Linked DNA regions of Homo sapiens: region 2 is linked to region 1. A link is a loop called in an ENCODE intact Hi-C map of the cell type or tissue named here. Cell type or tissue: natural killer cell. All regions are shown on one strand.

The links. A loop is a pair of places that touch in the nucleus more often than their neighbours do. Peaks named below come from ENCODE experiments on the same cell type or tissue, not always from the same donor. Only the 100,000 strongest peaks of a DNase experiment are listed, where the experiment ranks them.
Region 2: it touches region 1 in a loop (8-fold over the local background); 1 of 110 quality-filtered maps calls a loop at or near these places.

Annotation. Positions count from the first base shown.
Region 1 is chr16:29,624,541-29,629,540 of GRCh38, reverse strand. It overlaps the pseudogene CA5AP1. Among named protein-coding and RNA genes, the nearest start is that of MIR3680-2, 28 kb to the right of the region's middle. In natural killer cell, no CTCF peak of the experiment used is centred here; DNase peaks (open chromatin) are centred at 1,691 and 2,370; H3K27ac peaks cover 1,024 bases.
Region 2 is chr16:29,113,149-29,118,148 of GRCh38, reverse strand. It overlaps the pseudogene RRN3P2. Among named protein-coding and RNA genes, the nearest start is that of LAT, 130 kb to the right of the region's middle. RefSeq lists an enhancer at 2,474-3,022. In natural killer cell, a CTCF peak has its summit at 2,560 (motif pointing left); DNase peaks (open chromatin) are centred at 2,198, 2,508, 2,668 and 4,488; H3K27ac peaks cover 4,209 bases.

The sequences.
Region 1 (5,000 bases):
CACGGTCATTCCCTGGGGACCCAGCTGGCTTCTATGCAGTGCTCAGGGCTCCAAGGGTGCATTTCCAGAAAGAGCCAGACGGACACGATGTCTTTTCTGCCCTGGCTTCCAGAGTCACAAAGCACTGCTCCTGCGGCATCCTGTTCACCACTCCCGCCAGGAGCACCTGCCCAGGCTCAGGGCAAGGGGACATCGCCCCACACCTCGGTGGGAAGGGTTCAAAGAAGCGACAGCCCTCCATATAAATTATCACACTGAATCTTCCAATCACTCCACGGGGCAGGGCCTGTGATTCATCTGTCTTGCACACACAGGGAAACCAAAGCTCAGAGAGGCAGAGAAGGCCTTGCCCGGGCACACAGGTGGCAGGTGAAGAGCCCGTTTTTAAACCCAGGAAGTGGGTCCATGCAGCCTGAACTCCCAGTCGTCCCAGCGCCCACCTCCCACATGCAGTCAGAACCCAGGCTGAGCTCCAGGCCCTGCTGCACATTTCTGAGCTTTTCAGCAGCTTAGAGGGAAACACAGGCAGTGTCTATAACCAAAACCACATTAGGCGCCGCCTGGAAGCCCGGACCCCCACCCCCACCCCCAGCGCCGTCCCATCTGCACAGGCCCCTACCAGTGCCGACCTGTCACTATGCACTCAGCTCCCAGCACGCAGGCCCAGCCCCAGTGTGGCCCCGGTGACCCTGGGCAGACACTCCCAGAATGGAGACCTCGAGGCTTCGCCTTTGACCCTCTCACCATAGCCAGAAGTTTTGGCAAAAACTGCCCACAGAGGGTCCCCACCCTCCATGCCTGGACAAGCTGCAAGCTCCTCAGGCTGCTGGGGTCCCCCCTCCTCCCTGCCTTCGCAAGAGTCAGGGCTACCGGGGAATTGGCTGCCTTGTGGAGTTGGAAACAGCCCACCAGGTCCAGGGGATCCAGGGAATGGCTCTATGCCCTGTGGGGGCTCTTCTAGCTTTGGCAGCAGCAGCGGCAGCACCTACCGAGCCCCACGCCCATGTGGCAGGCACTGATGGAAGCCCATTACAGCCACCACACTGCCTGTCGTACACCTGGGGAAACTGAGACTCTAAGAGGACAAACCAAGGGCGGAGTTAGGCTGGGTGAGGCTTGACGCTCATAAAATGCGGGGTCCTGTTTAAGAGAAAGAAGACAAAACCAGGAACAGAGCGGTGGCTCACGCCTATAATCCCAGCACTGTGGGAGGCTGAGGCGGGTGGATCACCTGAGGTCAGGAGTTTGAGATGAGCCTGACCAACATAGAGAAACCCCATCTCTATTAAAAATACAAAATTAGCCAGGCGTGATGGTGCATGCGTGTAATCCCAGCTGCTAGGGAGGCTAAGGCAGGAGAATCGCTTGAACCCGGGAGGTGGAGGTTGTGGTGAGCCGAGATCGTGCCATTGCACTCCAGCCTGGGCAACAAGAGCGAAACTCCGTCTCAAAATAAATAAATAAATAAGAGAAAAGTGGAACAAGTCACCAACCCACTTCCGCCAGCAAAGGCTTGTGGTGCTTTCCACAGGTAGCTGGGCCATCCGTGCTCAGATAATGGATGTGATGGTCTTCAGCCTCATTGGTGTGCTCACCGGTGTCCCATTCTAGCTGCCTGGGGCTCACCACACGCATAAAGGAAGGGCCCTGACTTCCTTTGGGGGCCCTGAGGGGGAGCAGCTTTCTGTAACCACATGGCTGCTCCAGCTCTCATGCATCTTAGAGACAGGACAGGAACTCCTGGGGACGATGAGGCAACACACAGGCATCCTCTTCTCAGCCCAAGGCTGGAAAGCTTAATTGGCAGGAAACCTGCACGCAGTGGAATGGCTGGGGCCTGCCACTCCCCCGACTGATTCCTGCAGTCCTGGGGAGGGAGAGAAGAGCCCGCACCTTGGAAAGGGCCAGGCCTCAGTGGCCCTGACTGGCAACATGGCTTTGGGCAAGTTGTTTATATCTGTCTGTCTATCTTCATCAGTAAACTAGAAATACTTCTTGAAGGGTTGTTCTGAAGATTTGAAGTAGTTGCTCAGAAAGTGACTGGCACATCTGTGCCCTGGGAGCGGGGACGTGTGGCCGGCAGGAGGAGAGGACATCTCACTGCACACCTGCCTGTTACCCATGTGCATAGACGGACGTCTCACTGCACACCCGCCTGTTACCCATGTGCACAGACCGACGTCTCACTGCACACCGACCTGTTACCCATGTGCATAGACCGACATCTCACTGCACACCCGCCTGTTACCCACGTGCACCAGACTGACGCCTCACTGCACACCCACCTGTTACCCACGTGTACAGACTGACGCCTCACTGCACACCCACTTGTTACCCATGTGCACCAGACTGACGCCTCACTGCACACCTGCCTGTTACCCATGTGCACCAGACTGACATCTCACTGCACACCCGCCTGTTACCCATGTGCATAGACTAACACCTCACGGTGCACCCACCTGTTACCCATGTGCACAGACTGACGTCTCACTGTACATCCGTTACCCATGTGCACAAGCAGCCTGCTCCTTCACAGCCCAGCTAGAGTGTGCAATGGGATGTCAACCCAGCTAGACCATGCAATGAGATATTACTTGGCAATCAGAAAGGACACAGCTCTAACTCACGCTGCGGTGTGGGTGAGCCTCAAAAGCACCATACTAAGTGACAGACGCAAGACACAAATGTTCCACATGTTACATGACTCAGTTCCTATGAAACCCACAGAGACAGAAGCAGCACGGCGGGGGTGGGGAGAAGAGCTAAAAAGTACCAAGCTTCCTCCTTGAGGTGCTGAAAATGTTCTAAAATTGACTTGGGATGGCTGCACAACTGTGAATATACCCAAAACCATAGAATTGTACACTTCAATTTTTTATTTACTTTTTCTGTTTTTTTTTTTTTTTTTGAGATGGAGTTTCACTCTTGTTGCCCAGGCTGGAGTGCAATGGCATGATCTCAGCTCACTGCAACCTCTGCCTCCCAGGTTCAAGCGATTCTCCTGCCTCAGCCTCCCGAGTAGCTGGGATTACAGGCATGCACCACCACGCCTGGCTAATTTTGTATTTTTAGTAGAGACGCGGTTTCGCCATGTTGGTCAGGCTGGTCTCGAACTCCCGACCTCAGGTGATCCACCCGCCTTGGCCTCCCAAAGTGCTGGGATTACAGGCATGAGCCACTGTGCCCGGCCTATTTACTTATTTTAAGAAAGGATCTCACTCTGTCACCCAGGCTAGAGTGCAGTGGTATGATCACAGCTCACTGCAGCCTCAACCTCCGGGGCTCAAGCCATCCTCCCACCTCAGCCTCCCAACTACCTGGGACCACAGGCATGTACCACTGCACCTGGCTAGTTTTTGTATTTTTTGTAGAGTCAGATTCTTGTTATGTTGCTTAGGCTGGTCTCAAACTCCTGGCCTCAAGCAGTCCTCCCACATCGGCCTCCCAAAGTGCTGGGATTACAGGCATGATCCATCGCGCCCAACCAGGTTGTACACTTTAGATGGGAGAGTTGCATGGTATGTGAATTCTATCACAATAATGCTGTGGGTTTTGTTGCTGTTGTTGTTGTTTGAGACCGAGTCTCTTTCTGTTGCCCAGACTGGAGTGCAATGGTGCAATCTTGGCTCACTGCAACCTCTGCCTCCTGTGCTAAAGCAATTCTTGTGTCTCAGTCTCCCGAGTAGCTGGGATGACAAGCACCTGCCACCATGCCTGGCTAATTTTTGTATTTTTAGTAGAGACGGGGGTTCGCCATGTTGGTCAGGCTGGTCTTGAACTCCTGACTTCAGGTGATCTGCCTGCCTTGGCCTCCCAAAGTGCTGCGATTACAGGCATGAGCCACTTCGCCCAGCCTATAATGCTGTTTTTTTTTTTTAATTAACTGGATAATTATAAACGTGAACACGTGTGCACAGAACTGATGCATGTGTCTGCCGGCGTGGACACTCCTGGGCTTCCTTCTGGTAGCTCAGCCACCTCTCTTGACCCTGACCCTCACTGCTTGATGTTAGGAGACAAGCCCAAGGCATCTAGGTTGCCGGCTTCCACCTTGGAAGGCCAGGGCCCAGCAAAGTCAAGGTGATGTGATGTGGCTGAGCAGGGAGGCCATCTTCCTTGCAGACAGGGACTCTGTCACTTTGGACTGGACTCTTGTCCCACAGTGCTGGCCAGGGACAGGTGCAGAGTTGTGCTTGGTTGGCATGGGATGCTGATGAAGGCTGTGTTGCGGCCAGGCCCAACCACCATGAGCCGAGATCATGCCACGGCACTCCAGCCTGGAAGACAGAGTGAGACTCTGCCTCAAAAAAATAAAAAAAATAAAAAGTTATAAATAGAACTACCCTATGATTCAGCAATCACACACTTCTGGGTATATATCCAAAAGAGCTGGCTGGGCACAGTGGCTTATGCCTGTAATCCCAATATTTTGAGAGGCCAAGGCAGGAGGATCACTGGAGCCCAGGAGTTGGAGAACAGCTTGGGCAAGATGGCAAGACCCCTTGGCTACAAACAATTAATTTTAAACCCTGGTATGGTGTCCTAGCTACTTGGGAGACTGACGCGGGGGGATCGCTTGAGCCCAGGAATTAGAGACTGCAGTGAGCTATGATGGCATCATTGCACTCCTGCCTAGTTGACAAAGTAAGACCCTGACTCTTTTTTTTTGTTTTTTGGCTGTGAGTGTATTCAATGCAAAATAATCCTCTCTAATTTTACTGAGGTGGCTGGCCATGTCCACGACCAAATCTGCCTCTAAACTGGAATTCGGTTGCTGACCCAGCCCGAGCCTTGGCTTTCTTGTCGGCACCAGGGGCACAGCACTCCGTCTATAGGTATGTCTGTTGGCTTCCCCTCTTGTGAGTCTTGCAGGTCGCCCACCCTCCAGACCTTTAGGCCGAGGCCTGCCAGTCCCTGGACGGCTGCAGCGTAGGGTGGCAGGCACAGTTTCCAGGGACAGATGAAGGTAATCACGGAGATACTGGATACCCTGATCGGTA
Region 2 (5,000 bases), 510 kb after region 1:
GCGAGACAGTCTCACCCAACAAAAACTCTCCACATACAAAACTTACAATGAACCAGAACTTCATGAGTGGAAAACATGCTTCTAACTCTCTGAACTCAGAATCTTACTCTATTCAACGTTTACACACAAAACATTTTTGCACGGTCTTACTATGACTTGAATTTTCCATGAATTCAACTATTACATAAGTCTAGAAAAAATTATACTTTGCTTTATGTGAAAGTTCATTAGGAACTGCTCACCATTCTGTAATATTCCATCACCAGCTGGGGGCTGAACTCCCAGTGTCACACCTGGGTCCATCTGCAGGGACCGCCCCCCGGTCACCAGGACGCAACACACCAGGTGGGACGTCCGGCTTTTTCACGGCTAACCATCACCATGTTGAAATGTGTTGTCTTATTACACAATACTATCACATTCATTCTCTACAGCTAGGGCAGTCTAATAACTATAAGTTATAAATTACATTTTCTTTTTTTTTGGAAACATAAATTATATTTTCTAAGAACTGCATTTTAGGGTAAGAGGACATTACCCCAAAAAACTATCCTAAAAAAAAGGCATTGGGTCCAACAGCTTTGCACACCTGACCTGGGAGCCCAACAGCGTCCCTGCACAGAGGACATGGTAAACAAACTCCTGCTGGGGGGAAACATGTGAGTGACAGCATTTGTGCAGGGCGAAGGCCTCATCTCAGAGTAACACGTGAACGATCCCCAGCTCCCGCCTGCGAAATGAGATGCCAACTCCACCACCAGCAGCGGAGCTCGGAAGACGGCCGGGTAGCGTTTCCAAAACTTCCGGCATGCCCGAGAGCTCAAAGAGGCACCACTGCTTCAGCCAGCACAGCAGCCATCATGTGGAGCTGCCCCCAGACTTCCCACACTCCCTGGCGAGGTCCACAAAGCACCTAACCCAGCACCAGCCACCAGCACACATGGGCAGGGTGGCACCTGCAGCACACACGGGCAGCAAGGTCACAACAGTCCCTCCAGGCTTGTTGCGGCTCCCATTCCTCGGCATCCACATGTCCTCCCCGGCCCCCCCACTGCCGTCCCACCATTCTCTCTCCTCCCAGACACACCGGGCAGAAGGCTACAGCCAGGCCAGGGAACCTGAAGTGAGCAGCGCTCAGTCAAAAGGCCCCTTGTCAAGCACAAAGCTGTGCCGTGTCCACTGCCTTAAGCAGGACTTCTTTCTGGCCAGGTGTGGGGAAGGTTAGCAACACCAGAGCCTGAGCTTCAGCGCGAGCTGTCAGCTGGAATATCTGACAGGAAGCCTTGGATGAGTGGACACCAAGCAGGTCCGAGACTTCTTAAGACATCATAAAGGTTCCACTCAAACAGTTCACAAACTACCACACAGCCTTCTAAGATTAGACTCATTAGACTCTACTTTTTAAAAATAAGCAAAATAAAAACTGCAGATTTGAATGAAAAGTTTGATATATTCATGTGAAATGTATAAACACCACATACGAAGAAAAACATATCTAAAGACTAGCCAGGTAGAGTAGGAAAAAGGAAAGAAGCACGTGTACATCTTCTAAGATCTGGTGGGTTAGTTCCAAAGAAAAGGTGTATGGGCCGGCTTTATGTGGAAAGGAAAGGTGAGGATGACTTCAGGTCATCCTGGCAGGATGCCATGTGTTCGGTTTCGGTCTAACTAAAGTCAGCTTTAGTTAGAAACTGCTGAGACTGCTGAGGCAGACACTGCGCATCTCCAGCAAACTGAGCCACTAAGCTGCGGGCCTGGGCGAGGAGGTGACGCGCTTCTCCCCAAGTGACCTGAAGGCCCCGGCACCCTGGTCTGTTCTTACCATCGCACTTTGTTGCACATCTGGGTTGTCCTGAGAGGGGAGCCGGCAACCATGGGAACCTGGATGGGGCTGTGCTGCTTGTTCGTGACCAGATCCAGCTTTTCTTCTAAGGATTTACAAGTAGCCTCCAGGGCTTGCAATTTGGCTTCAATGCTATCCAACCGCAAGCAGATTGTCTGGTTGATGGAATACAGGAATGACTGGAAGTGAGAAAAGACCGGCTTTAGGAAGGGTCTCCTGAACTGTAAGAAGACAACCCCAAGAAACACCAAACAGCTATTTCCTGATCTCAACTCTATCTATTCAGACAGAACAATCCCCACACTGGAACTAGCTTCTGAGCTATGAGCCAGAAACATGTGAGTAACAAGTTCACATTTTACACACGAGTCACACGTCCTGTTTCAAATGTGATGATTTAGTCATGGTTTCACTTCTATGTGCAGTTGCAATTCTTGGTTAAGCCCATTTAATTTTAAAAATGTACTTTAATATGTTATTATTAATCAGTAAATTTACATATAAAACTAGTCAAATCTTCTCAACAATAAAAACAGATTACACCTAACATCGAAACAGCATAAAAGCCACAGGCCACGCACATTCACCTCACACCCCGCTGCCTAATCGGAAAAGGTGACGGGACCCCCTGTGGCCCTGACTTGGGATTTGGTCCTGAGGCTCCCGTGGGGCTCTTGAGCGGCAAGCTTGCCACCTAGTGGTTGGCAAAGCCGGGCTCCACGTCTGACCTTTCCGGCTGAGTCTCCTCCGGATTTCTAACTCCAAGTAACCACAGTGAGCAGTCACGTGCCGGACTCCAAACCCAAGAAACAGAAAACACACAAACCAGAAAGGGAAGAACTTCATTTCCCTAGCTGCCGTCCCATCCAGGAGCCACCATGAGCACACGTGGAAACGTGTTAATCACACAGGAATTGCACTGTGCAAAAGAGACACCCTCCACCAGGTCTCACCAGCAGACAGAAGGACACTCCTTCGGGTCTAGGGAGGGACAGGTTGGGGGAGTGCCCACCAGCCCTGCTTAGTACTCAGGAAGGCTGGCACCTGCCTTAAGAATCAACAGCTGAAAATAGCACAGAATTTGTGTTTTGTCTTTTCTCTCTCCTTTCCTGCCCATGACCTAAAGAGTGTGGGGTCCAAAGTGCACACATCAGAAGGAAGGGGGAGGTAGGCTCGGGACAGCAGGGGCGGCACTGTGGCAGCCACTGAGAGCTGGCCGTGGAGCTCGCAGCACAGGGGAGCGGGAGGCCGTCCCACACTGACGGGGGAGCGGGAGCCTGGCCCACATTGAAGCTGGAACCGCTTTCCCACTAACTGCAGCTGACCTACAACACTGCTTACACCCACTCTCCTTTCTGATCTCAAGGGAATCTGCAGAATATCAAAACTGCAGTGATATCCTACAACATGTAGCTGGCATGGAAACCTGGTGTACATAGTGGCAGGGACAGCACTGCAGGAGGGAAAATCCACATATTGCCCAACAACTCACCTTTTCTCAGGTCACCACCTCTCCTGGCAAGATTCACCACTGGGCACTGATATAGACAGGAGCTAAAGAAACCAACTGAAACTCACCCTCCCTGACTGACTACTCTCTGTTTAAGGCGCGTGTGAGAGAGGGAAGGAACCACGGCATCAGGTGGACCCAAGCCCACGTGATGACACTCAATCAGCTTATCTACAAAGGAGGCACGGTCCATGGCATGACAAACATGCATCGTCTTGAAAAGCAACAATAGGTGGCTGAATCCCTGAATGGCCACTGATAACCCCGCTATTTTCAACAACCAGAGAACATCAAATGTTTGGCTCTCAAATTCTTTAAACAGTACACCCATATTATTTTAATTCTGAATTACCAATGATTCTGCCTGGGGTTTTGGGAAAAATCACTCTTATATACCAATAAAACAACCTAGAGCCACGCACACGACTCTACGCAAGTCACATTCAACCGGGGGCCCACCCTCTTCTCAACAGTGGGACAAGGACAAAGGCAGGGCCACTTCCATGCCCACTTTATATATTTCTGTGCTATGTGTAATAGATGTGTCTTCTGTGATAAAATCACAACTGCGTTTTATTTAGGAAATGATAACGCAGTGTTTACTAAAAGAGCCACATCCTATCCATTGGTTGGAAATAGGCATTTTACAGTGAATTTATTTGTAAGTTTTTCATACACATTTACACTGCTTCTCCTTGTTAACAAAACAAATTAAATATTACCAAATAGACACCCTGTGTAAGTAGAGGAATTATATGAAAAGTGACTTTGGTTTTGTGTTGCTCTCATAACCTTCTCACATGTGCCGATATTTACCTCTGTGACTGCAAACACTGGAACCAACCAAGCAAATTCAAAGATCCAAAAATAATTAACTGAATGAGCAGTTCCCAAGAACCCCATCTAGTAAACTTTAGAATCTAAGTGACTTAAATGGCAGACACAGAAGTCATTCATCACTGGTAGAAATTTCACTTTCCTTCCATCCAAAATGGGCCTGCAGGTGTGTGGGAAGATGCCTCCTTCAGCAGCATCTCAAGGTAAACAATTCTTACTCTTTGTGCTCTTCAAGAGAAAAAATGGCTCACACTCTTCTGTAGCAGGCTGCCTGGTGACATAGCCACACCCTAAAGTGATATATCCACATCCTAACCGCCAGAACCTACCCATGTGGTCTCTTTGGAAACTGTGGAGATGTAATTTAGAAACTCTTTGGGTCTGTGTAGATGTAATTTAGTCAATGAGATCAACCTGGATTAGGGTGGGCCTTAAATCCAATGACAAGTCCTTACTAGAGGAGAGAAGGGGAAACAGTCACAGACACACAGAGGTGGCAGCAACATGAAGAGGAAGGCACAGCTGGAAGGAGCCCCACAAGCTGAGGCAGGGCCGGAGCCACTAGAAGCTGGAAGAGGCAGGAAGGATCCACCTTGTAGAACCTTTGGAGGGAGCGAGCCCCTGCCTGCATCTTGGTTTTGGATCTCTGGCCTCCACAGCTGAGAGGCTACATTTGTAAGCCATCCCATTGATGGTAATTTGTTATAGCAGCCCTTGAAATCTGCAATGCACTACACATCACAGAACACTGCAGCACACTACACATCACAGAACACTGCAGTGCACTACACATCACAGAACAGAGTCAGA